Regions from separate parts of the Homo sapiens genome. Here all the other regions are linked to region 3. A link is a loop called in an ENCODE intact Hi-C map of the cell type or tissue named here. Cell type or tissue: GM12878. All regions are shown on one strand.

Region 1 (8,000 bases), 58 kb before region 3:
AAGTAAATATTTTAAAATATGTATATATATTTTAGATATATATATTTATATTTTAAGACATATAGATAATATATAATTTATGATTTATATTTAAATTTGTATAAACTTATATTTAAATTATAAATTTAAGATTTATATTATTATATATATATATGTACTTTTCCCCCATTTTCCTCCTAGAATTGTTTTTTTATCCTTTATAAGACTTAGGCAGGTGCAGGATATATTTTCATCCCTGGACTCAAGTGTGGTGTCAAGACCCTTAACTTGTGACATGAATAGCAAGGAGCAGATTGGATTCCCACTGGAGTGGAGGCCCCTAATCATGGCTTCCTGGGATTTGTGTTATCTGCCTTCCCCTGTTAGATGCTGAGAACATAGAAGAAGAATACCAGGTTCTGGTTCAAGCTATATCATTGGCACAGTCTGTGACCTAGAGCAGATCACTGCTCTCTTTCTCGTGAAAATCAAATTTAGTTTCCTACAAAATTTAAAGTTGAGCAGAGCCTTGGTTTAGTCTTACAGACTAAAAATCTTTTTTCCTTCCAGTTCAGTCACATAATATTTATAAGATGGTGAAGCCAAGTCACTTGCCCTCTCTGGCCCTGAGTCTCTTCATCTGTACAATAAGAGCAAGAACTAAATGCTCACCGGACTTCCCAGCAGCTCTTGGTTTCAAACTCAGGGGAGCTGCAGGAAGAAGCTGGCTCTACTCTGCCAAGTTCTGACTAGTGAGGGTTTGCAACAAAACCAGCCAGGGCTAGTCTAGGCAAAAAGGAGAGTTTATTTTAAAGATATTTGTGCAGCTCATAAAATCAAAAAAAAAAAAGTTAAATAATGAGACACAGAGAAGTTGGGAACCAGGACAGCCTCAGGGATCTCTTCAGCAGGAGCTCATGACCCTTCCCCCTGGAGTGCTGCCATTAAGATCACTCCAAAAAAGCCTGTTTTTATGTTTCTTTCTTAAAAATGACAAATTCCAGAAGGAGAACTGCCAGGGGGCCATTCAGTTATGGAGGGTAGGATTGGACAGGCCAACCAGCAGGAAAGTGTTGCTGGAGCCCAGCCTTGTTGGAGGAGCAGGTGGTTCCCAGGAGGACCTGGGCAGAACTCCCCACCACACACACAGGTACACCCTACAGAAAGAGCCCATGTGTCTGTAAATGATTGGGAAGCCAGGTCGGGATGTTAAATGTGGGTGGGAGACACAGTGGGCAGGTTCAATACTCTAGACCAGTAGCAGCCATGGTGATGGAATTCATTCAGCGTTTTCAGGCAGCTGTGCCTCATGGAAGAGTAACAGACTTCAAGGCAAAAGGCATGATGAGTGGACAGTCCATTAGGGATTGCTGGTGGCTGTGGGCACAAAGAAAGACAAACAGTGTGATCTCATGGGGAGGCTGACCACCACCATGCTGGATTAGGATCCTCTCTTTTCAGCCAGGTCAAGGACAGGGTACTCTGGTCCCATCTTTTCTACTTTGATGACATTTGGGCAAGTTTCAACCTCTTGAGAGTTTTTCTGTTTCCTTATCTGTGAAGTGGGGATGAGAGCAATGATAATCATGCTACTCTTCCAACTGACAACAGTACGGCAGGCGCTAACATCTGCTGGGGCCAGGCACCCATGCTGAGAACTTCCCATGTGGGTTGATCCTCGCAATCCTCTGACACAGTACTGTTATGGTTTACACTTTGCCCAAGGCTTGTGGGAATTAAGGGGGCAGTAAAGTGTAGAGCAAAGCAGTGTGCAAAGAGACTGAGAGGCTGGGCTCAGGAGCTGATGGCCAGTTTTGAATTCTGGCTCTGACACTCACTGGCCTGGTGTTTTCTGGCATGTTGCGTGAGCTTCATTAATTTGTAAAGTGGGTGTGATACTAGTGCCTGCCTCATGCTGTGGTTGTGAGGAGTGAGTGATTTCACAGGCATCCAGGAAGGTGCCTGGAGCAGAGCAGTGCTCTGTAATGTTTGCTGTTGTTTGTAATAAAGTGCCTGCCGGGCAGTGGGGATTTGAACCCAAAGCAGATTGACTCTAGAATATATATGCTGTGGCAGTTATCTCTGGTGGCAGAACAAGAAGGCTCAGGAGTGAGCTGTGTAAAAGCCGGGGTGGGGGTGAGTTAGCAGAGGGAGCTATGGAACTAGGGAGAGGAAGAGAATGAGGAGCCCTAGGCACGTAGCCACTTCAACACTCCTTGTCTCTGTGACCTTGAGCTGGACCCAGAAGGTCAGCAGCAATTGCTGAGTCCCCATAACCAACGGGAACATTCAGCACTGACTTCACTTATGCTTCTGACTTCAGGAGGGCTTTAGAGAGGGGGTTAGTTAGAAAAAGAAGGAAAGAAAGAGAGACAGAGAGTGACTAAGACAGAAAGAGAGTGATGAAGTCAGGGGGAGGGTGGGGAGAGAACTAGATATAAAGACATAGAAACCCAAGGAGAGAAAGAGAGTGATTGACACTCAAGAAGATAAACAGAAGAGGCACACACTTAAAGCCACAGAAATGAAGTAGAAAGACGGGAAAGAAGGGTGAGGGGAAGGATGGGGATTTTGCAGAGACAGTGCTGAGGGGGCTGTGACTGGCTGGCCTGCTCTGTGGTTGAGGAGCAAACAAACCTGTTAAGTGTGTCAGTGCTTTATCTAGGAAAGCACCTTTGCCAAGGCCCGGGCACACTGAGGAGCTTTTTGAGCGTGTAGGGCTGTGACAGGAGAGACTCTCTTTATCTGAATTGGAGACAGGAGCACTCTTCTGTGCATTTCACACTGGATGCCACAGATTAGGCTGCGGATATTTCACGGTTGGTGATAAACATTTGTTTGGAGAAGCCTTGAGCAGAGCAACACTCCTAAGGCTGGGGGAAGGGGTTGATAACAGGCAGGTACCTGGAGACTGGTTTTACATGAGGGACTGGTTCTATGCAATTTTACACTTGTATATTATTATAGGCATTGAAAGTCCCTAGAAGGATACCCATTAAAACTTTGACAATAGCTAACCTCCCTGGTTGGATTAATGAGGAGTCTCACCTTCTAAGTTATGTATTTCAGTTAGGTTTACATGTTTTACAGTGTAGGGATTTTATAATCAGAGAAACAAAGGCTTAAGGTAATAAGTTAACTCCTGAAATGAAGGAAGGGAAAGCAATGGCCCCTGACATAAAACAGGTTGTTGGGGCTCATCCGACAAACAGACAATGGGTGGCGGAAATGGCAGTGCATTTGAAAATATTTCTCCTTGATATTTCCAAGTTACTTTGAAAATCTGATGATCACAATCTTTCCTCTGATTCTTGCAGAAGGGTGAAATTATTAATGTCTCCTCAGCTCAGACAAATTTCCTTCCTTTGGGGTTTCCTTGGGGTTTAAAAAAATACGGCAGAAGGTGTATGCCCTGTTAGTTGGTGGGTTTCTGTTGGGTATGGTGGATATGAGGCTTTTCCCTTGAGAGAATGATGCACGCAGCATCTGCAGAATCCTCTCCTCCTTGAAGTCCCCACCTCCCACTCCTTTTTGTTTTAAATTTTAAATGAAGTTTGTGCCTAGTACACACTTTTAAAAGTATTGTCTGTTAGCTTGAGAAATGACCCAGATGTATCTTGTTTCAGGCTTTATGAAGGCAAAGAACAGATGGAGTTTGAAGAATCCATGAGACGGCTCTTTGAATCCATCAACAATCTGATGAAAAGTCAATACAAAACTACCATCCTTTTGCAGGTTGGTTTATGCTACAATAAAATCTATCTTCTCCTTGGCCATCCAGTAAATAACAGCATGCTAAGATAATATCTTCTTTTACTTAAATATGCAAACTTGTATCCAGTGAAGGCCTGGGCTGGCCACTAGGTTAAAGACCAAGGGCTCCTCAGGACAAGAGAAAACGTATTTATTGTTTGTTACCCATGAAGCTAGCAGTGCCTTCTTTTAAAATAGCTCTGAAATTTTTGTTACCTAGAAGGAAATTAGTCAAACCGGATCCACTTCCAATGGAGAGAACAGTTCATGGTAGCAGTCTCTTAAACTGAGTTTAATTCTCGACAACATAAAGTCAGGGACCCTTTTGGGATTAAAGAGGGCTCCTCAATAAACAAGAGGTGCTTTGGAGAGAATGAGTCCTCTCATGTGTGGTCCACGATGCTAATCTGTGAAGACTGCAAATCTTTGAGAAACTGTGAGGCCTATCCCTGTGTTTGGGAAGGAGTTGAGCAGCTAAGAGTCTGAATGAAGAGGCTGTTTCAGGGAGACTTCAGAACTTTCACAGAATGCACTTGCAGGCACTGGGGGTGCGGGTGGGGGAAGCTGGGAGTGCCTGATGTGCTGTGAATAAACGAAGCCCAAACACATTTATCTAAATCAATGAGTTAATGCAGATTGCTGCTGCTTTTTTTTTTTAAATCAATATTATTCTTTTAGATGCTAATTTAAAGATCCATTATGCCTGAGATGCCCAGGCACTGGTTAGAATTAATGACGTACTAGTGTTTAGCTAGAATGAAGGTGAGGAAGCAGAGGTGGAAGTCAGCCTGGGGAATGTTTGCTTCTCATGCTATGGGTCCAGACTGTGCACGTTAGAATTGTGTGGGGATCTTTAATAAATTCTGATGCCTGGTTACAACCACCCGACTTTCTAATTTAATTGGTATGGAGTGTGACCCAGGCCAGGGGATTTAAAAAATTCCCCAGGTGATTTTACTGTGAAGCAAAGTTTGAGAACCACTCTGCTGATGGCTTCCTTTAATTTAACAAACAGTGGAAACCTGTGTGTTGGGGAAGGCAACTATCTTATTCATATGTGTCTTCAACACTCAGAATAATCCTGATAATTCTAAAATTTATTCTCCTCAGAATGTGTATCTGTATTTCTTGATCTAACTGAATAACTGAAGGTCCTAACACTATTTGGTCTTATGTAACAAGGTTAGGAACATAAATACCCTCCTCTAGAATCCACTAGTAAAATACCCAAAAAGCTTCTGTTTTATGATGAGATAGAGGAGGAAGAGGTATAAATGATTAAAAATGATTTAAACCAAACTATGTAACAGGCTTTATATTTCATGCTTCACATATATTACTTTATTTCACCCTCTCAAAAATCCTCTAAATTACACATTAGGCCTGCCATGTTATAAAAGGATAAACTGAGGCTCAGAAAGCTGAAACGATGTGCCTAAGGCTACATGCCCACATCTCTCTGGTCAAAAGCCAAAGCTCCTTCTCCTGCAGCAAATCTCAAAGTCTATAGAAGAGTCCTTGTGTGGGATTTGCTGACATCACATGGGCTTCACCCCTCTGCCCTCATCACTAAGTTCTCTTCACATGGTACTGCTTTCCATATTTGAACATAACTTTAAATTCTTCTTTGATAACTTTTCAACAGCCATACACATAGGTGGAAAGCATCATTGGTTTTATGAAAATCCCTGAGGCTAAATTTGGCCCTTAGAGCAAATTGAAAAAGAGATGAAGCCCCTTTCTATGTCTCTGAGGTGGAAATCTATGGGAAGAAACCAGCATAATCTGGCCCAAATCACAAGGAAAACAAGGCATTTCTAACACAGCTACCCGGACAAGAAGAACCTGGGTAAAAAGACTTATGCCAAAACCATAATAATCATATGAGTTCTCTAATCCTAATATTAGGATTATTCTGAGTGTTGAAAACACAATGATTAGTGTGTCTTCAACTAATAATCATTTATTAGTTGATGCTTAATAGATATCTGTTGAATTAATTAATGTATAACACTAGGGATACGTCTTAAGGTTTCTATTTTATTGATGAGGGAATTGAAGCTCAGACAGTTGAAACAGCTTCCTCCAGGCACCATTGCTGAGAAGTGGGATGGCTCAGATTCATATCTGTTCCTGCCTGGCTCTAAAGACCATACTCACTACCACGGCATTAGCCTGTTCTTTATACTGTTTCTTTAGTCCCTGCTGGGGATGGATGTCTTCCTATGGATTAGTTGGGACTGCAGTCTTCTAGTTTTTATTTTTCCCTTACCCCCTCCTGGTTAAAAAGCAAACAAACAAAAAATGTATTCCTCATATTCCTAACCCCTTCATCATTCTCTGACTAAGGGGATAACAGGAGCAGGGGACAGCATGAGGAGATGCGGCAGGAGCCCCAGCCAGCCACTGCATCTGTATCACACTGGAAGCAACTGAGCTTCTAGTGAGTAGCCACACAGTGTTGGGATATCTGGAGAGAGCCAAGGATGACCAATTGCCATGAGAGAGGCTATAGGGTTGAATCAGGTGTGAAATCAGCTCCAAGGAAGCTGAAGTGTGAAAGAGCAGAAATGATGAGCCAATAGATAAAGCCAGTTTCTCATCCCAGAGGAGAAAGGCGCTGATGCCCCAAAGAAGTTGAGGTGCCATGGAGAGAAGAATGGAAGAGGGAATAGGTAATTTTGGAGCTACTCTTTCTAATTTCAGCACCTGTTTCCCTACGATGGGCTACACATATATTTGGGGAAGGAACAAAGGGAGAGAGACAGTAAGAAGGCAGGGAAAGAAAGAAGGAGAAAAAAAGGAAGCAAAGAGGAACAAGTGAGCATTTGCCGCTCTCAAGACACCTGGTCAATAGGAATGCCCTTCTTTATCAGCTGCATGACCTTACATTGGTCACTTAACTTCTCAATGCCTCAGTTTCCTCATCTATAAGATTTCATTGTGTGGGTGAGGATCAAATAAACATTGTCTGCAAAAGAACAAATTATAAAATGCTATGCAAATGCAGTGAACTAATATGATTATTATGGTTTTGGCATAAGTCTTTTTACCCAGGTGGTTCTTGTCTGGGTAGCTGTGTTAGAAATACCTTGCTTTCCTTATAATTTGGGCCAGGTTTGTTGGTTTGTTCTCATAGATTTCCACTCCAGAGACATAGAAAGGGGCTTCATCTCTTTTTCAATTTGCTCTAAGGGTCAAATTTAGCCTCAGGGATTTTCATAAAACCAATGATGCTTTCCACCTATTTACATAGCTATTGAAAAGTTATCGAAGAAGAATTTAAAGTTACATTCTAATATGGAGAGCAGTACCATATGAAGAGAACTTAATGATGAGGGCAGAGGTGTCAAGCCCATGTGATGTCAGCAAATCCCACACAAGGACTCTTCTATAGACTTTGAGATTTGCTGCAGGAGAGGGAGCTTTGGCTTTTGACCAGAGAGATGTGGACATGTAGCCTTAGGCACATCGTTTCAGCTTTCTCGGCCTCAGTTTATCCTCTGTAACATGGAAGGCCAAATGTGTAATTTAGGGGATTATTGAGGGGGTGAAATAAAGTAATATATGTGAAACCTGAAGTATAAAGCCTGTTACATAGTTTGGTTTAAATCATTTTTTAATCATTTATACCTCTTCCTCCTTTACTTCATCATAAAACAGAAGCTTTTTGGGTATTTTACTAGTGAGGATTCAGAAGGCGGGCATTTGTGTTCCTAATTTTGTTACACAAGACTAAATAGTGTTAGGATGTTCAGTTATTCAGTTAGATCAAGAAATATAAATATACATTCTTAAGAGAATAAACCCACAAGAAGTGACTGTATGAAAACATGCATGGGAAAGTTTCAGCTAGTGAAATAGTACGAGGTGACCGGAGTCTTGATTCTGAGCCTGCATGGGGTGTGAGCTATTAGTAACATCAGCCATAAGTGCTGGCTGGGTGCAGAGGATATGAATGCCCGTGGTTGATGTTCCTGGTTCAAACTTTTCACATCCAGCTGGGTAGCGGCTTATGTTGGAAACCCTCTTTTGTGACCAATTTAATTGTGAGTAGAGCAGATCTGGTTCAAATCTCAGCTGTGTCCACTGTTAACTCTGAAACCTAAGCAAGTTATTGCCCATCTCTAATGCTCACCCAGCTTTTGTGAGTTGCTTTCTGTGGTTTTTCTTATTGTTCTGAGTCGGCGTGGCAGCAGCTCACCAAGACCACGGAGAATTGAAAGCCAGTAGTTCAGAGGAAAGGAGCAATAAAAACACTTTCTGCT
Region 2 (8,000 bases), 85 kb before region 3:
CATTTCTCCTACCCACCCAGAACTTTTCATGATGCTGTACCATCCAGATCTTCCTTCTTTTAGTCCTCCCCTATGGTCTTTTTGTCCTCTCCCTATCTCGACTCAGATTTTCTCAGTGTTATGTCAAAATAAACACAAGAAACATCTGCATTAGGGAATCAGTGCCCAACAAAGTTTTTAAGTGTTAACCCCTTGTGTCATGGATATTTGCATTTTTAAAGAGGTTACTGAGAGACAACTGTGGCTTAATCAAGTGCTTCCCCAGAGAGTACCCTAGAATGCTAGCTCTCAGAAAAGATGTTTCATGACAAATATATACTTTGATTAATTAATTTAGGGAAGTGTTGAATGTTGCATGACCCTTTTAGAGATTCACAATGTACATAAGTATATTAAAGATTCTAAAAAGTTTTGCAATAAGAAAGTCTAATAATGATAACCTGACATTTCTCAAAACCTATTTGACCATGAAATCCTTTTCATCTTATAACACCCCACAGCACACTTCATGAAACATTTTCTTTGGGAAGATGCTACCTTAATAAAGAGAACTCATTATGTATTAGTGAGCTAATTCCTGGGCAAAGGATTTTAATGGGGGTTGAATTATGCCAGGTAAAGATGGCTTCCTGCCCTGGGTTTGCCCTGAAAATACTGCTGCCTTGCATCTTCCTCAGATTTACATAATAGGACTCATTGCAGACCGGAAATTTCAGCATTTCAACACCGTTCTGGAGGCTTACATCCAACAGCATTTCAGTGCGACCTTGGCTTACAAGTAAGTAATTGTGCACATGGGAACTTCTTCTCTACCACCCTCTTGCCCTGCCAGGATGCCTAGGGCACAGGAACTTGAGTAATTTTCTTTTGTGACTCATCTGTGTGAGCTCTCCATTCTCTAACAAAATCTAACCTATGCTTGGGTTATTTGGATATCATTAAAAATGTGGAATACCCATAGGTTTGGATGAATGCCTTATGGTTGCAGTGGTACCTGGAAGTGCTCATTCATCCATTCAGCTAGCGTGCTCTCATTTCTTGAGTGGACACCAGGACTTAAAGGCTACAGAGAAGACCAGGTGTGGTGGCTCACGCCTGTAATCCCAGGACTTTGGGAGGCTGAGATAGGTGGATCACCTGAGGTCAGGAGTTGGAGACCAGCCTGGCCAACATGGTGAAACCCTGTCTCTACTAAAAATACAAAAATTAGCTGAGCATGGTGGTGGGAGCCTGTAATCCCAGCTACTCGGGAGGCTGAGGCAGGAGAATCACTTGAACCCTGGAGGTGGAGATTGCATTGTGCAGAGATCACACCACTGCACTCCAGCCTGGGTGACAGTAAGACTCATCTCAAAAACAAAACAAAACAAAACAAAACAAAAACAGCGGGGGAGCTACACAGAAGAAAGTGCACATGCCAAGTAGCTCAGTCTGGTTTGGGTGTAGGGAGAGGGTGAGAGATAGGAGATGATGCCACAGGGAGTTTGGTGGGGACCAGTTTGTGAAGGGGCCTTGAAAGTCAGGCCAAGTAATTTGAAGTCTGCCCTATGGTAAAGAAGAAACATAGAAAGTTCCTAAGCAAACTTAGAGTTCTGTGATATTACAAGAGCATGTTCTATAGAAAGAAAAAGTTGAAAAAAAAGACATTATTGCCACCATTATTCCCCATTATTCCCACTTGTAGCCTGATTGTGACTAGTTCTCCTAGTCAAAAGATTTTTTTTTCCTCCCTATCTTTTTCTTTGCTGGCTTTTTATGAGCAGGAAATACTTATTAATTCCCTGTAATAAATATAATTTTTATGCAGAGTTATCTTTATGCTTACAAATGAGTAAGTGAGCTTGGCTCTACTACCACCTTTAACCTTTGATTGAATGCCTTATAATTTACTGAGCAAACTAATTACCATGATGAAAGAGATGTATTTTGAAAATATTATCCCTTATTCAGGAAATTGATGACAGTGCTGAAGACTTACTTGGATACCTCCAGCAGAGGGGAGCAATGTGAGCCAATCCTAAGAACGCTGAAGGCTTTGGAATATGTGTTCAAGTTCATTGTTCGGTCGAGGACATTATTTTCACAGTGAGTACTTGTTATGTAAGAGTGATTGATTAGCTCTGCAATTCCTCTGGGATACAACAGTATTTTTACTGTAGGAGAAACTCGTTTAAAAAATTATAACCAGCTGTCGATCAAAAACAGCTCAAGAATCCAACCTAGAGAGTAATGAATATGTAATAATTGTACCCTCTAAGTTCATTTGGGAAAAAAAAGAAATCTTAACAGGTTGCAGAGTTATGTTTAACCAGTAAATGTGATTTGAGGCTCTTCTGTGTTTCATCTAACATTCTTCATTTGATTTGAAATATGGTGAACATTTTCCAGCAATCTATATCCAATGTTAGAGGGCCTGGGAGCAGGAAGGGCAGAACTCAGGGAGTCTGACATTTACTTGGCTCTTGTAGGTTGTACATGGCCAATAAGCTGGTATTTGCAGTTGACCTGTCTGTCCTTGAGATCCTAGTAGCCAAAAAGTGAGCTGATGTATTAGAGTACCTTAGAAGATTTTGATGGTCAGTATCACAGAGGCCAGCTGCCTTTTTGAAGGGCTTTGGAGAGGAAGGTATTCAAATGCAATTTATAGAAGAACAATTCATGTTCATCTTGGCCATAGGGCAAAGTTAGGTAGAGGATTGTTTGTGTGTAATCAGGTTGGTTGTGTGTGATGGAAAATAAGAAAAACATTCAAGGAAAGTATTGTCTGGATTCTTAGTGCAAACAAAGAACACGCAACTGAAACTGACTTAGGGAGAAATGAGACTTTATTTCACATCATTGAAAAACCAAGGGTGTAGTCGGCCTCAGGCATGGCTGAGTCCAGATGCTCAGCGTTATTGGGATAGTCTCTGTCTGTCTAGATCTGGACTCTGCTTTCTTTTTGTTGATTGTCTTATAAGGCAAGTTTTCCGACGCAGAGGCTGCTAGAATCCTCAAGTTTACATTCTACCAGTGGAAGCAACTCTATGTTCCTTGTTGTCCTAGCAAAACCCTATGCCAAGAACTGTTTTGGGTCTTGTATAGTTGTGGTCATGTGTGCATTACTGGAGTCATAGCCAGGTCAGCCACTTATGGTGTGGACTTGTTATTTTAGAGATGAGTTCTCAAAAGAAACTTGAATTAGCCTGGGCAACAAAGCAAGACTCTGACTCTTAAAAAAAAAAAAAAGACCATCATTGTGATTGTGATCATGACAATGGATGGGCTGCTAAAGCTTTATATTTGACAGTGCATCTGAAACAGGCAATCATTTGGGATTCTCTTAACACATTCTTTGAGATTTCAGGTTATGAATAGAAAGATGTGAGTGTCTTGAACCATGCGACAGAACAAATGCACTTAGGTCATTCTGAAAGTGAAGTGTCTGTTTCAGATTCCTCTGGCTTGTCATTTAGTCAAGTCTGAGTCGGGTATTCTAGGTTTGAGAGATACTTCTCAGTGATTTGGGAAAACCAATGAGACTCCAGTGAATCTAAGAGTGATTTTCTTGGAGGAGTTCAAGAATTCAGACATTGCAGTTACAGCTTAAAAGTCAAGGATATCTTATCCCATCTTCCAAGTGAGAATGTTTTATGTATAAGTAGAATATGTCTTTTCTACTTCTCAGACCTTTTCAGTTCTTCCTTTTGGTGTATTTATTTTATTGCTTCTCCTCTCTCCTATATTTCTTTCCTTTTCCATCCCTTCCTCCCTCCCTTTCTTCCTTCCTTCCTTCCATTTTTTCCTTCCATTTTCAAGGATTGAGCTTCTTTACAAAGCCTCTTGCAGTGCCTGAAGCTCAGACAACCAGCTGCGCTAATCCTCAAGGGTTCTGAGCTTGTGGAATTATACAGAGTTTGGAGCAGGCTGAGCTTCCCTGTTCCATGAGATGGACACTGAGCGGCTCCCCTTCCTACTGGAAGGCACATGGAGATGAGACTGCAGAGCTTCTGTTAAGATAACTCTCTTATTTATTTATTAATTTTGAGACAGAGTCTTGCTCTGTCACTAGAGCAATGGCGCAATCACGGCTAGAGGGCAATGGCACAATCATGGCTCACTGCGATCTCCGCCTCCCACCTTCAACTGATTCTCCTGCCTCAGCCTCCCAAGTAGTTGGGATTACAGGCACGCATCACCACACCCAGCTAATTTTTTAGTAGAGACGGGGTTTCACCATGTTGGCCAGGATGGTCTTGATCTCCTGATCTCGTGATCTGCCCACCTCGGCCTCCCAAAGTGCTGGGATTACAGGCGTGAGCCACTGCGCCCAGCCAGTATAACTCTCTCATGTCTTACGTCTGTTAGTTTTTGTGTTTTCCATCTACTGGGACAAAATACATTTGTGCATTTGTTTTGCTCTTCTCTGCCTCAAGGCATATAATCTTGCAGAACCCCTAACTCTTTAACTGGTGTAAATTCAGTGCTGCTGTGACGTAAATGCTAAGTGACTTTTGGCTTATTCAGGAGCAGGGTGATCTGTTATTCCTTGCTGTATCCCTAGAATAGCAGCACATCACTGACATTTGGTCAGGAGAGGTCTCTAAAGCAACCCAAGCCTAATCTTGAATCCTTCCTCATGAACAGAAATGTAGGCTGACCTGCAAAGACGGTCTAGGACCTCATGCTAGGAGAAGGTAGGTTTTGTGTCTTGTTCTTTTTAGAATCTTTAGCAATGATCTGCTCTCCAGTGGAGTCTCTAGGGCATTGGGAAGCTATTGGGGTATTTCTCCATACGAGGGGGCATCTTCTGTGGGAAACTAGAAAACAGAAGTTTCAATGCTTTGAGATGTCTAACCCAGCTGTTGGGAAATCAGAATTGAATTATTGGTTTGGGGCTAATTGTATCTGGTATTGTGTGTCTGTTTCCTGTGAATCCTTTATTCTCTTTCCCTGCTTGCATAACTGCAGCGGATCTAGCTCCCATTATTTGTTCCCTTGCCATTATTTTTTGCACATCCTGCCCAGGAACACTTGCAAGGGCTAAGGATTTTCCTGTGTCAGTATGCAACGTATAGTTGGGTAAGGAAAGAAGAGTCGTTGTGGAGAAGGGGTGGAATTTTTATTTTACTATATTGTTCAGAAGGATTCATTTTTATCTATAGCCAAAGAAAGAAGAGAGTGAGTTCCTTGTCCCTCGCTTCTTGTGTCACTAGCTCCTGAGTCAAAGTCTGGATCAAGTGTCTCTGATTAGGCACATGCCAGTGCTGTAGCTGCAAAGGAAGCTGGCAGAGCAGGTTCTAGCTTCTGCCACAGGGAGGCAGTCTTATGAGTAATTCCTAAATTATAGGAAGTGTGTCTGAAAGATGCTGGTGGCCATAAATATGTCCAATATCCACTAGGCTTTTGTAGAATGACTGAGCTCCTGGGAGGTATTGAGCATTGTAAGGAACATTCAGAAAGAGTTGAAGTGATAATCTTCTACGATTCAGCTTCTTTACAAAGCCCCTTGCAGTGCCTTTAATCCTGAAGCTCAGACAACCAGCTGTGCAGATGCCCAAGGTTTCTGAGCTTGTGGAATTACACAAAGTTTGGAGCAGACCATGCTTCCCTGTTCCATGTGATGGACACTAAGCAGCTCCCTGTCCTACTGGCAGGCACAGAGAATCAGACTGCAGAGTTAGGATAACTCTCTAAAAGGGAGAGGAACCAGAACACTGTGCTGCAACAGGAGTTGCTCCCACTTGTCTCTGCTCCTCACAGATCCTCATGCTGCCCCAGGCTAGAGTGCAAGGGGCAGCATGGAGTAAGAGTTATGAGGAGATGTTCATGCAGGACAGACAATGGGTATAGTGGTATCTCTGCCTCTATAAGTACCTGGGTTAGTGATTGAATCAGCCTCTCTGAGCCTCAGCATCCTCATCTATAAATGGGGATAAACCAGTTCATTGTGTTTCAATGATGAAATGAGATTATGGGTACAAAGTGCTCCATGCAATATCTGGTACTTATTTCATAAATTTAATAAATGTTAGCTGGTATCATGTTTTCACTTAGGAGAAACAGCAAGGGTGCTTTTTTCAAAAACTCAGATTTAAATTATTAAGAAGAAATTCCAGGGTCTTGATTCAAGCTTAAAATTTGACTTACTACTCATACTATCCTAAACATTTCTTACAGTTTATTTCTCTGGAGGCAGGGATAACTTTTACCAGGTGTCTGTGCTTTTTGAGGACCACAATGTGGTACTCTCCTGGCCCCAGGAATTCACGCTGGTCTACTGCTAGCCCTCACTGGGTGGTCCTGATTCTGTGTGTTGCTCTTATTTCCTCTGTGAGTGTGATCAGGCCCCTCTGGCCAGAGCAGCTGTGGTGCCCGGGTCTCTGGCCCCTGCTTGCTATGCCTGCTTTTCTTTGCATCCTGCCTTCTGCTCTTATTACAGACCTGCTTATTTGGGTCTTGCTTCCTTCCCCATCTCCATTTAACCCTGATCTCCTGCTTCCACAAACTCCTCCTTCACCAGCCCCAGCTCCAGCTCATTTGCTTATGAGAAACTGCCAGCTCAGAGGTGAAAGGCACAGTCTCCAAAGCCAAGTCTGCTTGGGTGTGAATTCTGAGTTGGAATCTTGCCATTACATTTACTAGCATTTACAACCTTGGACAAATTATTTAATCTGCCTAAAGCTCAATTTCCTCATATGTAACACGGTCATAATAGTACCTACCATACAGGGTTGGTGTACAGACTAAGTGAGCCCAATGGATGTAAGGTACTTACTTAGCACAGTGCTGGTCACATAGCCAGTATACATGGTTATTCACTTATCATCTTCAGCAGTCTTCACAAAAATTCTACGGAGGACCCCATTTTCTGACTTTATCTCCTGCTACTCCTCACTCACTTTGTGCCAACCACACTGGACTTGCTGTGGCTCAAGCTCCTTCCTTCCTTGAAGACCTTTGCACCCTTCCCCAGATCCATTTGTTAACTCCCTCACCATTTTTATATCTTTGCTCAAACCTCTCTTTCACTACCCTATTTAAAATTGCAACCCCTGTCCCGAGCACTGCTGATTTCTCTCTTCCTTTTGATGTCTTTTTCTCCCCATAGAACTAAACATGGCATACTATATAGTAATCATGCTTTTGTTGACTGTCCCTTCCTTGCTGGAATGTCAGATCCATCAGTACAGGAACCTTTGACTGTTTTGTACTCTGTGGTACACTAAAGCAACTAGAATGTAGTAAGCACTCATTAAGTATGAAATTGGACACCATTTCTAGCCCCCTTTCACAAAGAAGGAGACTGAGGCTTAGAGTCAAGCTCAATGATCACACAGCTAAGAAATATAGCAGAGTGAGGCTTTGCACTCTGCCTCATCTGATGAAGCAAATGTGAGAACCTGATCATTTTTCTGGGCCATGCAAATGTGAAGTCTGGCTGGCCATGTTGAGGGGCTGTCCTGAGGGAGGGCGACTCTGACTGGAGGGGCTGACGTACTGAGTGACATTAGGGGCTGCTGAGAGGCACATGGCTCCTTGGGTTTCAGTGCTAGGAAGCATGGTAACATCCCTAAGTGCAGTAGGAATTCTGCAAACAACAACAACAAGATGAGCTGGAGCAGGAGTGGTCAGGAAAGGCATCCTTGCTGTTATAGTGAAGCTATTCAGGCAAATGTGACTTTGTCTTCATCCCCAGGGAATGAATAAAGAAAAGTTGACACAGGGCAGGCCAGGTGAGCTCACACTCCTTGGGAACAAGTCACTGGTTGGGGAGAGAAAAATTGCACTCTGTGTCCTGATGGGAGCTTCAGCACCTGGAAGCTTCATCCTGCTCCCTACCCCCGAGAGCCGAGAAAGCCTGCCCTGGTGTGCACAGTTCCACTGGCCTGCACTGGAGCTGCCACCACATTAACAAGGGCATCTCAGGAGCATGGTTCGCAGCTCAGCGACGCCTCCAGTCTAGCTTACCTCACCCAGGGCCAGACGTGATTGCCCTTTCTCTAATTGCCTTCAGCATC
Region 3 (8,000 bases):
GAAATATGGAGACAAAGCTGCGAAGGGCTTCAGAACCTTCCAGAAATTTCCCTGAAACAGCAATGTCAAGAGACATACCCTTCTCTGCAAAAGTTTTAATTTCTTTCTTTCTTTTTTTGAGATGCAGTCTCACTCTGTTACCCAGGCTGGAGTGCAGTGGCACCATCTCAGCTCACTGCAACCTCCATTTCCTGGGTTCAAGTGATTCTCCTGCCTCAGCCTCCCAAAGAGCTGGGATTACAGGCGCATGTCACCATGCCCAACTAATTTTAGTATTTCTAGTAGAGACAGGTTTTCGCCACGTTGGCCATGCTGGTAAATGAAAGCAATGTGCAGAAGGATGCAAGTGGAAGGTTGTTCATTTTGTACTGTCTGTACCAGAGAAGAATGTTCAGTAGTACAGGTATGGCTGAATAGAAAAATACATCCATGATAAGGAGTACTATAAAACAGTTAAAAATAACTAAGTTGGTCCCTAAATGTGATAATACAGAAAGTGCTCCAAGAAATATTAGTGAGTGAAAAAAAATCAAGGTTCAGAGTAATATATACATCATGGTCCCCTTGTATAAAATGGAAACAAAGCCAAAATAACTATATGTTTTATACTGATAAACACATAAGTAAAATTGTATAAAAGGGTCTTGGAAGTTTATAGTGACAGTAATAGACTTAAATGAAATGCAAAGTTAAAATAACACTAGATATTTCATATGGCACATTTTTATATGTATGTGTATATATAAAATATATAGAACATACTAGAATATACAGAATAAAATAACTGGTTGCCTCTGGGTAGGAAGGGTTAGAAAAGGGACTAGAATTGTGAATGATGTTCTCAGGAAATCTTAACCTAATCTTTAATATTTTAATTTTTTACAAGGAGAATGTCTTCATGAACTATTTATTTAATGAAACATTGTATGCATATATGAAAGAAAAGAAACTAAAAAATGAGGAATTCTACACTACTCTGAACTGTCTTTATTCCAGAATGCCGGGACATTCTGCTTCCTGTCATCACCAAAGAGCTGAAGGAGCTGCTGGAGCAGAAGGATGACATGCAACACCAGGTCCTGGAGAGGAAGTACTGCGTTGAATTGCTCAACAGCATCTTGGAAGTCCTTAGCTACCAGGATGCGGTGAGTCCTCCTGATGATGTAGATATCCTGGACTCAGACTAGGGCTAAGTTGATTACATTGTGAAATATTGATACTGATGGATAGCAGCTGGAGTCTAAAGATAAAAGTCAACGGCTTGCTCAGCAGGCCTACTTTTCCTGTGACTAACCCCCATTGCTGTGAAGGATGGCTAGGGGACTGGAGTTAATCATGTTAGCATTTTGTCTCTGTGTGTCTTGTTGGCCAGGCTTTCTCAGAATGTGGGTATAGACATTATTGCAGCCTTTTAAGATGGCTTGTCCACGTACTCACGCCCTAGTTTGCAGGGGTGGGAGGAGGAGTTTCCTATGCCTAGACAGCAAGAAAACTCTCGTGTCTGCTTTCTTAGCTGATTTACTTCGGTTTTGTTTCTTCAGTTACCTTCTGAAATGACAAAAATGATTAAGCCTCTTCCTGGATGAGCAGATTGCTGGGGCTCAGATTCCAGAGATAGGGTGTGGAGTAGGATGGTGGTAGGGAGATGCCTGTGGCCGTGAAGTTACTGTGTATTTTGTAGACGTCATTCAGAGATTAGCTGGGGACGGAAACCAAAGGAAAGTCTCAGTGGGAGTAAGTGGAGGGCTTCCAAAGGGCTGAATCTGCAGAAGATAAGCCAGATGGGGTGGTGAAGACTGAGAGGTAGTGATTAGACCCAGGCCTGGAATTCTTAAGCATTGGAAGATGGAAGGAGGGTGCTGGATCTGACCCAGGTTCCTCTGGCAGCTCCTCTTTGTCCTTGAGTAATGTCCAGGAGGTATTCAGTCCTTAGATGGGACTGGCTTCAGAGGACTACATAGACCCAAACAACCAATACATTTTTTTCTAAGCATTTGTGTGAGCATTGCCCCTTTCTCTCTCCTCCCTAGAACATCCTCAGAGAAGAGCTTTCTGAATGAACTGTGTCTATTATTGACTGTAATTCGAAAACTCTGCAGAGCAATGTTCCTTTACTGGTCAGATCCATAGTCAACCATTATGATCAATTTCCTTGCATACTGTCTTCTCCTGTCTCTTCCTTTCTACACTTACCATCCCAATTAAGCCGCTTCTTGTCTTATTACTACATATGCATAGCTTGCTTCATTCATTCATGCAGAAATATTAATACATATGACATACCCGGTGTGCGCTAGGCACTGGGAACAAGAAAACCTATCCCCAATATATAACGACTAAAATCTAGATGCATATTTGGGGTACAAGAGCTACAAAGTGTGTGTGTGTGTGTGTGTGTGTGTGTGTGTGTGTGTGTGTGTGTGTGCGCGCGCGCGTGCGCGTAAGCATTTTTGTCAAGGAAGCCTACACAAAGGAGGTGAAGCTTCAGCTAGTGTTCAGTGGTGAATAATTAATGATCATATCTCTATTTGTTGGTTTCTAGGCACTGTGCTAAATGCAATCTGCGCATTCTCTCTGCTCACCCTGATCCTAGATACTAAGGCTTATTATTCCCATTTTAGAGATGAAAAACCTGAAATTCATAGACTTCATTAGCATTCAAGGCCAAATAAATAGAGCAAATAAATGTCAGGGTCAAAATTCAAACACAGGTCAGTCTGATTCAGACTCTGTGTAATCACAGGCATAGGGGATACAAAGGCATGGTCTTTTTCTTTCTACTCCTACCTCATTTAATGGAAAGACAGTATAATAACCAAAAGCTTAGATATTCTAGATTCATTCAGATGATGATGTTAGGGTGATGATGTTTCTATAAGGACATTCAGTAGCCAGCTGTTGAGCTGGTTCCAGTCTTAGCTATTTGATCTTTTTAAAAATTGTTTTTTTAAAGGGAGATTTCAGTCTTACTCATAGTGTAGAAACATGAGGGTTTGTCTATTATTTCTGTGGTAACATCCTATATAATGTTGCCTCAGCCAGGGAGGTTGATCATGCCTGTGATCCCAGCATTTTGGGTAGCCCAGGGAGGAGGATTACTTGAGGCCAGGAGTTTGAGACCAGCCTGGGCAACATTGCAAGACCTCTGTCTCTACAAAAAAAAAAAAAAAAAGGAAAGAAAAGAAAAGAAATTTGCCGGGTGTGGTGGCATGTACCTATAGTCCTAGCTGCTTGAGAGGCTGAGGTGAGGGGATTCCTTGAGCCCAGGAGTTCAAGGTTTCCATGAGCTATGATCTTGCCACTGCACTTCAGCCCAGGTGACAGAACAGACCCTGACTCTCTGTCTTAAAAAAAAATTTGCCTCTTTCTGTTGAAAAGCCAATCCACAGTGTTTTTTACATTTTAGTAATGCTCAGATCCCTTTAAATGGGGAAAAAAATGTGGGTCCTTGGGAATATGCCAGTGGCCCCCAGTTTGGGGGATCCAGTTATAATGTGCTAATTGTCAAGTTCCTGGTTTGGTGGAAAGATGGCCCCAGTTCACAGTTATTTGTGAAGTAGGATGCTGAGGCTCTGCCCATCCCAGGGGAGTGGCCCCCTAGAGCTCTACCCTGACAGGCTGTCACCCTTTTGCACATTCCCTGACATCAGACACTGGTGAGAAGAGGCTGCTTGCTGTCTTACACACCCTCGATACTTAGGGCTTCAAAGCCAAGAAGTGAGTGGGAGGCTCTGAGCTCCCCGTGGGGGATTGTGGCATCTGGACTTGAGGTGTGTGGGAGGTGCGTGTCACTCTTTACCGCCTCTGAGTGCAGTGCTCTTATAATGAATTCTGACTGTGGGGACTAACCCACCCCTTTCTCCGGGTGAGCAACTGTCTTTGCTGGATGAGTTATTAAATACTGTTATCACCATTGAATTTGGTAGAAATTTTGATGCTTTTGGTGAGCTTCACATCTCACCTCTCCTGCTCATGAAGATGGAAATCTCTCTTCTTTTCTCAAAAGCTTCTTCAATGAATAGGAGGCATTCAGTAGCCATGATTACTTTGAGCTAAACTGAAAATGAGAGGCCCAAAAGTACCTAAATTTCTCATGTTCTAATATATAGCGGCTCTCAACATTGCCTCATTGCCTGCATAGTCATATCACCTCGAGAGTTTTTTTTTTTTTTTTTTTGAGCCAGGTTTCTGCTTCTGCCTCCTGAGTAGATACAACTATAGGTACCAGCCACCACACTTGGTTAATTAGTTAATTAATTAATTAATTTGTAGAGATGGGGTTTCACTATATTGCCCAGGCTGGTCTCAAACCCCTGGCCTCAAGTGATCCTCCTGCCTTGGCCTCCCAAAGTGCTGGGATTACAAGCCACCCGGGGAGCTTTTTAAAAGTCAAACTAGCAGGAGTCAGCCAAATGGGTAGGAAGATGGGGTGGGTCCCCGGTGAAACCCCATCTCCAAGCCGAAGAGTTTAAAACCTGAAAGTCAAGCTGTATGTTAAATCCTCAGACTGGATTGAGAACTTGTCCTACCATTTGGCACACTTTCCTCTGATTGATCCCCACCCTTCGCTTATTTTACATAAACTTACCTTTTCCTAATTGGTTTTCTACACTGTCATGCCCACCTTTGAGTGGTGTCTTCCCTTTAACCTTTTTTTGCGTACTAACAAACAAATCGGCAGTCCCCATTCTGAGTCTATAAAAGGCCCCAGACCCAGTCACACAAGGTGTGGGGAGGGACGGGGAGGGGACAACTTTCCAATCTTGGGGTAGGGGAACCAGTGCCCCACCTCCACCCCCCACCATCCCCCCGCCCCCCCACTGAAAGCCGTTTTCACTGCTCAAGAAAATTATTCTCCGCCCTCCTCACCCTTCAATGCCCCACGTATCCTCATTCTTCTTGGGTGCGGCACAAGAGATCCGGAACCGCTGAATATGGGTACAAGCTATAACATAGTTGGTGAGCTGGATGGGCTGAGTGAGACCTGGGCAGGGCGTCACTGGCTGGGGGTCCCCGGCTTGCAAAGCGACTGAGAAGAAAAATCTTGCATCAAAAGCAGTAATACCTAGGCCCCTGTCCCAAGTATTCTGACTGAATTGGTCTGGGGTGGGTGGGGCACTGCAATGAAAAGGTGATGATTACCAGGTGATGCTAACTGTCAGCCAGCATGAAGAGCCACAGGTGTTGAGCAGGTCTCAAACCTGAGCAGGCACCCCCAGTAACCTGGAGGAGCTGTTAAAACACGTTTCTGATCATTAGTCTGGACGGTGGGGTCCTGGCGTCCAGTAACTTATTTTTCTAGCAAGTTCCCAGGTGCTGTTGATGCTACCAATGTAGAGGCCATGCTCAGAAACCATTGCTCTAATATGACCTGTCTTTTTTTTTCCTTTAGTATTCACTGGAAATAGAGGAATAGCTGGGCTCATTCTCAGTTCTTTACCTTCTTAATTTAAGAACCCTGTCCAGTCTATAAAATCTAGCATCTTCCGGCTGGGTGCATGTGGCTCACGCCTGTAATCCCAGCACTTTGGGAGGCCGAGGCGGGCGGATCACGAGGTCAGGAGATCGAGACCATCCTGGCTAATACGGTGAAACCCCGTCTCTACTAAAAAAATACAAAAAATTAGCTGGGCGTGGTGGTGGGCGCCTGTAGTCCCAGCTACTCTGGAGGCTGAGGCAGGAGAATGGCGTGAATCTGGGAGGTGGAGCTTGCAGTGAGCCGAGATCATGGCACTGCAATCCAGCCTGGGAGACAGAGCAAGACTCTGTCTCAAAAAAAAAAAAAAAAAAAAAAAAAATCTAGCATCTTCCAATATGCATTTAATAAACCACAAAATGGCAAATATTTCAAACACATTAATTTGTACTCATGAATTCATCTTCATGGGATAGAAGGGACATGGAATATGCAAAGATCCAACTTTGAAAATCCAGACTGTAGAATGTGCTGTTTGCTTTCTACAGGCACCAACTTCTCAAAATTGAACACTTAGATGAAAACTAATAAAAAAGGCCCCCAGAGCAAATGTTCTGGATTTTTCTCCTGGTTGTTTGGACCTTCTCTGCTGACAAGAGCATAGCCATTTTTACTGGCTTTTAGTTGGCATCATGGAACAACCCATTGATGTTCCATGGAACATCCAAGAATAGAGACTATGTCCACCTACTGGAGGCATTGCCCAGGGTAGAACCACGTGTGGAAATTTAGCAATTACAGTGCAGGATGCCAAGCTTCCATTTGGGGGGCGCTGTGTGTTTGGGGAATGGGACAGGATGCTTGTCTTCAATAGATTGTCATTGTTTGGGTAATTACAGCCCAGAGCAGCAAGCCAACCTTATTCTTTGAAACCCTGGGTGTCATGGTAGGACTCAGGGGGAGATGTCTGCCTTAGCCTGGCTGTTGATTTTTTTTTAATCATAGTGTTGAATTCCCTCACCCAGCTTGCTCCTGGTCTCTTAGCATATGAAAGGGACCAGCTCAGGTGAAGGATAAAAGGCCTGACTTCTTCCTCTATTAACTCCTTTTCTCCCCCCTCACTGAGCAAGTTTAGTTGTCAACTCCAGTTACTTTGAAGGGCGGTTTCACACTGCTTCGTTCTGTGCTTTGCTGGCTGCCGAGTAACTGATAAAATTTAATATTGCTCCAGACCCAGAGAGAGTTGGTTTTTCCCCTCTTAAGACAGGGTTTTTGTTTTTATGTTTCATTCCTCAAGAAAAAGGAGAGTCGTTGTTTGCTACTCTGCTTAGCAGTCTTAAAGTGGGTAAAGATGACTCCTAATTCTCAAGAAGAAAAGGTGTTGGCTGCATCTGAATCGTGGACATAAGGAATTCTCAGAATCATCTTTTTTTAAAAAAGTATTTGAGTCTATTGGCTAAACCTGGGTGGGGGGCTACCAAGGTACTCTCAGTCATGAATGGTTTAAGGGTTCTGATTTTTTTTTTTTCTTTGAGATAAGGTCTCACTCTGTTGCCCAGGCTGGAGTGCAGTGGCGCAATCTCAGCTGACTGCAACCTCCACCTCCTGGCTCAAGCAATTCTTGTGCCTCAGCTGGCTGAGTAGCTGAGATTACAGGTGCCAGCCACTGCTCCCAGCTAATTTTTGTATTTTTAGTAGAGACGGCATTTTACCATGTTGGCCAGGCTGGTCCCGAACTCCTGACCTTAAGTGATCTGCCCACCTCCACCTCCCAAAGTGCTGGGATTACAGGCATGAGCCACTGCGCCCGGCCAGGTTTTGATGTTTTTGTTCACAACTTAGACATCAGTTGGGAGGCTTTTGCTTTTGCTTAGTGCAGTGTCTCTTGCTTGGAATGCTCTTCCAATTTCTCATCTTTCTCTGCAGGTAGAATCCTAAACTCGTTTGGAGTTCAGCTCAGATAACACTTCCTTTCTGAGATTTTCTCAATTCCATTCCCACTTCCTTCTCCTCCGCTCTGCCCCCAGGCAGAATTAGGGACTTCCTTGTCTGTGTTTTCAGAACCATGTGTGCACCCTGATATCCCAGCGCCAGTCATTTTGTGTTACTCTCTCCTGTGTAACAGGAGGCTTTGAGTGTGGAAGCTCAGGGAGCTTCCCTGAGCCACAGGTGTAGAGCAGGTCTCAAACCTGAGCTTCCACACTGACTTCGCAGAGTTTACGCTTTCAGCTTCAGTCTCTCCCATCCCACTTGAACTGTCTATTCTCTGGTTCCATTAAAATCCTTTCAGTTCCTCACTTGTGCAGCACCCTCTCACTTCTCACTGCGGCGGAGTGCCGTTCACACTGCCTGAATGCATCACCTCTGCTCTTAGCCTAGCTAAATCCTACCTTCCCCTCAGAAATCAGGTTAAATGTGACTCTCCTGAGAAGCCTTCTCTAATCCTCTTCTCCATGTCTCTTGTGGTCCAAGGAGCAGCTTGTGCTTGCTCCATTGTGGCACCTGTGTTGTCACCCTCTGTGGACTTTTCTGTCTGCCTGCAGAAACCAGAGTGCTATGAGGAGAGAGATCTTGCTGCTCTACC

What was found. A loop is a pair of places that touch in the nucleus more often than their neighbours do. Peaks named below come from ENCODE experiments on the same cell type or tissue, not always from the same donor. Only the 100,000 strongest peaks of a DNase experiment are listed, where the experiment ranks them.
Region 1: it touches region 3 in a loop (8-fold over the local background); 2 of 110 quality-filtered maps call a loop at or near these places.
Region 2: it touches region 3 in a loop (8-fold over the local background); 2 of 110 quality-filtered maps call a loop at or near these places.

What each region holds. Positions count from the first base shown.
Region 1 is chr5:169,743,791-169,751,790 of GRCh38, forward strand. DOCK2 (dedicator of cytokinesis 2) reads left to right here. Exons shown (of 52, transcript NM_004946.3): 23 at 3,606-3,714. Among named protein-coding and RNA genes, the nearest start is that of DOCK2, 110 kb to the left of the region's middle. In GM12878, no CTCF peak of the experiment used is centred here; DNase peaks (open chromatin) are centred at 2,496 and 4,637; H3K27ac peaks cover 2,783 bases.
Region 2 is chr5:169,716,707-169,724,706 of GRCh38, forward strand. DOCK2 (dedicator of cytokinesis 2) reads left to right here. Exons shown (of 52, transcript NM_004946.3): 21 at 678-778; 22 at 1,951-2,085. Among named protein-coding and RNA genes, the nearest start is that of DOCK2, 83 kb to the left of the region's middle. RefSeq lists an enhancer at 2,945-3,244. In GM12878, no CTCF peak of the experiment used is centred here; a DNase peak (open chromatin) is centred at 3,385; H3K4me3 peaks cover 740 bases; H3K27ac peaks cover 2,154 bases.
Region 3 is chr5:169,802,062-169,810,061 of GRCh38, forward strand. DOCK2 (dedicator of cytokinesis 2) reads left to right here. Exons shown (of 52, transcript NM_004946.3): 26 at 997-1,145. Among named protein-coding and RNA genes, the nearest start is that of DOCK2, 170 kb to the left of the region's middle. RefSeq lists enhancers at 3,260-3,309, 3,440-3,489, 6,124-6,701. In GM12878, no CTCF peak of the experiment used is centred here; a DNase peak (open chromatin) is centred at 3,700; H3K4me3 peaks cover 883 bases; H3K27ac peaks cover 4,889 bases.